Regions from separate parts of the Homo sapiens genome. Here region 1 is linked to region 2. Evidence: chromatin contacts called from ENCODE Hi-C or POLR2A ChIA-PET data. All regions are on one chromosome and are shown on one strand. Each heading gives the region's core, a stretch centred on a gene start or an enhancer-like site at or near the end of the contact. The rest is flanking DNA. Distances are from core to core; before and after follow the strand shown. Region 1 holds the start of PSMB10 (proteasome 20S subunit beta 10). Region 2 holds the start of TRADD (TNFRSF1A associated via death domain).

Region 1 (3,058 bases), core at 132-2,631, 780 kb after region 2:
TGACCAGAGCCTGAAGGCAGGAGAAGCATCTGAAGTCAACCGCTGCGACGCCGTTTGGAGTGAGGCCAAGGTCACAGGGGCAGAGTTCGAGGAGAAGGGACAGAAGCGCTCACCCAGGGCTGTGAAGGGCAGACGGCTGTAGGAGCCATGGGGATGCACACCGTAGAGCTGCGGTCCAGTCAGGTCTACGCCGCCCACGATCAGCGATGCACCCACGTGGCCCTGGTACCTGCTCGAGGATGGGCGGGGTCGGCCACAAGCTGGGGCCTAGGCCCCACCTCTCTATGCCCAGCTCCTAGGTGCTATCCCCGCCCCTTCCTGTGGGCTGGCGCCCGATGACTGACATCGCCTTTTCCTGTAGCCCAGGTTCTCTTGGGCCGGCCTCTTCCGGTCACCTGGCCCGTCGCGGTCCCGCCCTTCTTTCTGTCCCGCCTTCCAATGGCCCCAACCCCGTAACTACCCCTGCCGGGGTCCTGTTAGCCCTGCCCCCGCACCTGAAGAGCGTCTGGCGCAGGATGCGAGTGACCGTGGCCACGCGGGGCTCGCGGCCCGTAGATAACGCGTGTAGCTCCATCTTGGACGCCACCATCCGTGTGGTCATCTCGGCGTCCGCGGCTACTCCAGCCCCACAGCAGCTGAGGCAAAAGGGAGGATCGGTGTGGGCAGGGCTGGGACGTGCGGGGACCGGAGTGGGAACGAGGGGGCCGTTCTTTTTTGCGTACGGGAACTGGGCTCGGGAGTCTCACTAGATTTTGGGGGCGATGAAGTGGATCTTCTCGCAGCTCTTGTCCGCCACGACCGAATCGTTAGTGGCTCGCGTATCGGCGCCCAGAATGACCCCGTCCTGAGGAGAGGGAGGGACCGCAGCTTCAGTGCCTGCTCGATACTCTCGGCTCCCCTCCAGCTCCCCGTCCCTCCCCGCTGCTCACTTGGAACACCAGGCCCGCGATGGTGGTCCCGGTCTTGCGTGCGTGAGGGACCTTGAGCCCCGGGAGGACGCGTTCCAATGATGCATTTCTGGAAACGGAGGAGGGCGCCCATGTTTCGGCTCTGCTTTCAAGACCCCTGTTGCTTCCCCTAACCTGGTCCCCGTCTCCCTCATCTTCCGGGGTAAGCCTGGAACCCAAGTCGACCAACACACCCTCCCCCACCCCCAGCCAGGAAAAAAGGCCACGAGCAAGCAGAGGCGGCTCAGGAGTGACCGCCCCCCGCGCCCCCGCTTCACCTTTGGCAGTTCTCGAAGGAGAAGCCCCCTCGGGGCTCCAGGGCTGGCTTCAGCATCTTGGGGCAGGCAGAGGGGATTAGGGGTCGCGGGCGGATGAGTCGGCCAGACAAGCGGGGCCAGTGAGCAGCTAAAAAGTCCTCTGCTAGGCTTCACGTCTGTACTTCCTGCTTTCGCTTTCGCCTTTACCCTTCCTCAAAGGCCCGTGGCGGTTTTCTGCATCTTGTCTTTCACTTTTGGCTTCACTTGTGGCTCTGAGCATTTGGGGAACCGGGTGATGTCCCTTGCTGTGCCCTCTGTGCTGCTCACTGGGTACTCTGTTGGATAGAGGGACAAATCTCTTCCCTTCTGGACTTGTTCAGGTCCTCCTCCCCCTCCATCTGAGCCCCTTGCTCTTACCCTAGCCTCAACTCTGACCTCCAGTCCCAGCATAGTAAAGCTCTCAGAGCCTTGGCCAAGTCAGCATTGTTGCTGGCCACCCAGTAGCATCAGGCATAGCTGACTTTTGTTCCTTGTCACCTTTCTTCCAACTCTTGCCTCTTTTGTTGCCTTTACTCCTCTGCAAAAACCTCAAACAGAGGCTCAGTCCTCAGTCACAGGGACCCTGGTCTTTCCATCTTCCATCTCAGGTGCCATCTTCCCTCTCTCAAGAGGGCACCATGGGTGTTGGGTTCCACTCATGGCCAAGCCTTGTTATTTCACCTCCCCAGTGACCTCTTGTCTGCACACATCCTTTTCCTAGCACTTCTAGTCTCAGCTAGCATCCTCTCCCACCTGGACATTGCACTGGCCTCCCTGGTTACCTTGCAATTCTTGCCCCCCGCCCCCCGACCCCCAGGCTACTCCTTACCCTGCAGAGAGCGGGTCTTTCTAAATTGGAAATCTGGTCACATTCTTTCTCTGGTTTAAACCCTTCAGCAGTCTGGGCCTGGTGGCTCACACCTGTAATCCCAGCACTTTGGAAGCCCAGGAGTTCGGGGCTGCAGTGAGTATGGATCATACCATTGCACTCCAGCCTGGGCAATAGACCCCGTCTCAAAGGGGGAAAAAAAAGACTTGGGTTTGAGGCTAAGAGCAGCACGCAGCTGCCAAAGGGTTTATCTTAATTTTTTTTTTTTTTTTTTGAGATGGGGTCTTACTCTGTTGCCCAGGCTGGAGTACAATGGTGTGATCTCGGTTCACTGGAACCTCTGCCTCCCAGGCACAAGCACTCTTCCACCTCAGCCTCCTGAGTAGCTGGGACCACAGGCACACACCACCATGCCTGGCTAATTTTTTTTTTTTTTTTTTTTTTTGGTAGAGATGGGGTTTCACCGTGTTGCCCAGGCTGGTCTTGAACTCCTGAGCTCAGGCGATCCACCCTCCTCAGCCTTCCAAAGTGCTAGGCTTATAACCATGAACCACTGTGCCTGGCCTATTTTACGGTTTTTTTTTTTTTTTTTTTTGGACACAGGGTCTTGCTGTTGCTCAGGCTGGAATGCCGTGGCACCATCTTGGCTCACTGCAACCTCTGCCTCCCAGGTTCAAGCAATCCTCCCACCTCAGCCTGCCTAGTAGATTTGACTACAGCTGTGGCTACACCTGGCTAATTTAAAAATAAATTTTTTTTTTTGAGACGGAGTTTTGCTCTTGTTGCCCAGGCTGGAGTGCAATAGTGTGATCTTGGCTCACCGCAACGTCCACCTCCCAGGTTCAAACAATTCTCCTGCCTCAGCCTCCCGAGTAGCTGGGATTACAGGCATGCGCCACCATGCCCGGCTAATTTTGTATTTTTAGTAGAGACGGGGTTTCTCCATGTTGGTCAGGGTGGTCTCAAACTTCTGACCTCAAGTGATC
Region 2 (3,109 bases), core at 435-2,934:
GCACTATCGCAGCTCACTGCAGCCTTGACCTTCCCAGCTCAAGCAACCCTCTCACCTCAACCTTTCAAGTAGCTGGGACTTTAGGCACACGCCGCCATGCCTGGCTAGTTTTTGTATTTTTAGTAGAGATGGAGTTTCACCATGTTGCCCAGGCTGGTCTCAAACTCCTGGGCTCAAGCGATCTGCCCACCTCAGCTTCCCAAAGTGCTGGGTTACAGGTGTGAGGCACCACACCCAGCCTTCTAATCTTTTCATAGAAAACATTAATACTTGTGTACTTACGCCAAACCACAGTCTGGATAGTAACAGGAAGTTTGCATTTTGTTTATCTCTGGGCAGGATGAAGGAAGGTAGGTGGGGGTGGGGAAGGATTGTGGGTGATTTTTATTTTCTTTGTATTTAGCAATATTTTCTGCTTTATGTGAAGTAGACATATTTTCTTTGTATTAAAAGAGCAAAATAAATTTGTTTTCTTTAAAAGCAAAACAAGAAAAAACAGGAAACTCTGCAGGTGACAAGTGGGTCCATAATAGGGAGCCAGCCACGGAGGTGAGATAAGGGGGGAGTCCTTCGAAAGTGGCCTGGGGAGTAGGAGAGAGTGGGAACTTCCCCTGGAAACATTCCCTCTTTCATGTCTTTCTGGCCCCTTGACTTGAGAGTGCTTGACTTGGTTATGGTCCCACCCCAAGGGGTGGAAGTGGGGACCGAACAGGACCATTGTCTGCCCATCAGGTCTGTGGGGGTCGAGGGGGAGGTGGGGAGTACTGGGAACCTGGAGACTGGGGATGCTTTCTCACACTCACTAGTACTAGAAGATGGGGAAGGTGAACCAGGCTGGAGGTCGAGTTAACAGGGTAAAGAGGCCAGGGCCCTAGTTTCGCATCCGCCGACTGGCAGCTCTTCTTACGTGTTCTTTCACGGAAGCCCCTCCTTGGGAAGCCCCGCGCCCCACCCACCAGGAGTCGTCCCTTTTTGGGCGGGGCTGAGGCTTCCAGGCTGGGTCCTGAGAAAGTTTGGTGGCCGGAGACTGTGGGGCGCTTAGGTACCGACCTAACAACTTCTGCGCCTGTTTCCAGGGACGAGCCACGCACGGTGCCCCCTGAACACCTAACAGTCCCGGGGGCAGCCCCACCTCTGGCTGGGTGGACAGAGACAGCCTGTGGGCGTGGCCCAGAACTGAAAGCCTGTGACTCCTTGCGACCCGCCGGGCACACCCCCTACTCAGCTACGCAGCTCCCGAGCGCTTGAGGGGAGCTTCCCAGGCTCCCACTAGCCCACCCTCAAGCTGGGGTTTCGCACGTGCGATCGGCTGGGGTGGGCAAGGGGGTCTCCGCTCAAGGAAAGTATTCAGAACCAGCCCCTTCTCCCCCACCCTCTCTCCTGCAGGGCCCTACTGCACCTCGAAAGTGCTGGCAGGGACGAGGAGCCTGCGGGGGCCAAATTCCGTACCGTCCCCCGCCTCCCACGGTGTTCGAACAGCTCAGTAGACCGCCGCCACCAGCTGGCTGGAGCAGCCGCCGGTGACATCTGCGCCGCGCCCACGCTTCGGAGCCAAGATCCACCTCCTCTCCCGCCCGCACCGGGGAGCCCACCCACCCACCTGCTGCACTAACCTGGCCGCCTCGGCGGGGCCTGGGTTCCCACGCCCGCCAGGCTCCGCTCTACTCCGCCGCTTCCGGGTGTGCGCGGAGGCGCTGGGGCGGTGCCCTAGCCCGAGCCGCCCCGTCCGCCCGCGCGTCCCGCCCCGCGGGCTCCCGGTGGCTGCTTCCCGTCCGCTGTCCTCTGCTGCCAGTCCCCTGCCCCGGGCAAAGCCCATCTGGTCCGCCGAGCAGGTAAGACACCAGCGCCCAAGGTTAGACGGCAGGAAGACCCGACTTTGGGGGTTTGCGATTCTTACGAGGCGGGGGGCTCGTAAGAGCTACAGCTGCCAGACTTCGGTAAATCAAGGGGGCGCCCCCTGGAGACCAGAATTTTCTGGTACCCCTGGGGATCCGGCTTCAAGATCGCTGCTACCAGTGGGCACTCAAAACGGGGTGCCCATGGGTCCCAGGTACAAGCCCGGCCGAACGTATCTGAAGCCCCAGGAAACACGTGGCACAAATTCCGGGAGAAACTGTTAGCCCGGAAGATATGGGAACATTAACTGGCGAGTAGTGTGAAGCCTTGTGTACACAAACCTTTAAGAACCTTAAAACAAGATTGGCGGCCGGGCGCGGTGGCTCACGCCTGTAATCCCAGCACTTTGGAAGGCCGAGGCAGGTGGATCACCTGAGGTCAGGAGTTTGAGACCAGCCTGGCCAATATGGTGAAACCCCGTCTCTACTAAAAATACAAAAATTAGCCCGGCGAGGTGGCGCGCGCCTGGAGTCCCAGCTACTCGGGAGGCTGAGGCAGAAGAATCGCTTGAACCCGCGAGGCGGAGTTTGCAGTGAGCCGAGATCTCGCCACTGCACTCCAGCCTGGGCGACACAGCTAGATTCCGTCTCAAAACAAAACAAAACAAAAACAAACAGGATTGGCAACTTCAAAGAGGACGCACACTTTCCAGTAACCCATCCCCCTCTAAAGGCTGCGCTCCAGGGTGGGTCTGCGGAGTTCCAGCCGAACCCAAATTGCTCAGCGGGAGCCAGGGCTGCTCAGGGGTCGGAACTTAAATCTTGAGCCCCTCAGGCCCCAGAACCGTCAGGTCCCAGAGACCCAAGTTTTTTTTCATCCAGTGGGGCTGTCTTAGGAAGCACCCGGGACATCTCCCCGGCGAGGCGGAGGCGGGGAAGGAGCCTCCCCTCCAGGGGTGGATCCAGCTTTGCCCCGCCCACGCCTCGCTTCCTGATTGGCTCATGGTCCCTGACAAAGAAAAGCCTACATTAACGCTCCCGCCTTATTAACCCTGTAGTCACTTTCTACTAACCGGCGGGGTTAAGATGGGGTTTCTCAGGCCGGGCGCGGTGGCTCATGCCCGTAATCCCAGCACTTTGGGAGGCCCAGGCGGGCCGATCGCTTGAGCCTAGGAGTTCGAGGTCAGTCTGGGCAACAAAGCGAGACCTCGTCTCTGCAACAAAATTACAAAAATTAGCCAGGCGTGGTGGCGTGCCCCTGTAGTCCCAGCTAC

What was found. Hi-C counts contacts between places; a loop is a spot of excess contacts on that map. ChIA-PET counts read pairs that join two places held with the same protein, here RNA polymerase II (POLR2A). Pooled maps may share reads with other maps.
Region 1: a pooled map shows a loop between it and region 2 (6-fold over the local background). The contact joins the promoter of PSMB10 here to the promoter of TRADD in region 2. A Hi-C loop is called at or near these places in 2 of 50 pooled maps. POLR2A ChIA-PET finds 5 or more read pairs at or near these places in 2 of 52 experiments (A673 and Panc1).

Annotation. Positions count from the first base shown.
Region 1 is chr16:67,935,469-67,938,526 of GRCh38, forward strand. It overlaps PSMB10 (proteasome 20S subunit beta 10), which reads right to left and starts at 1,382. Exons shown (of 8, transcript NM_002801.4): 1 at 1,226-1,382; 2 at 930-1,017; 3 at 747-844; 4 at 495-635; 5 at 114-229; 6 at 1-10. The coding sequence starts at 1,281. RefSeq lists enhancers at 1-151, 302-491, 782-1,061, 1,312-1,561.
Region 2 is chr16:67,158,225-67,161,333 of GRCh38, forward strand. It overlaps TRADD (TNFRSF1A associated via death domain), which reads right to left and starts at 1,685. Exons shown (of 5, transcript NM_003789.4): 1 at 1,614-1,685. It overlaps FBXL8 (F-box and leucine rich repeat protein 8), which reads left to right and starts at 1,733. Exons shown (of 3, transcript NM_018378.3): 1 at 1,733-1,832. RefSeq lists an enhancer at 854-1,113 and silencers at 1,714-1,853, 2,874-2,963.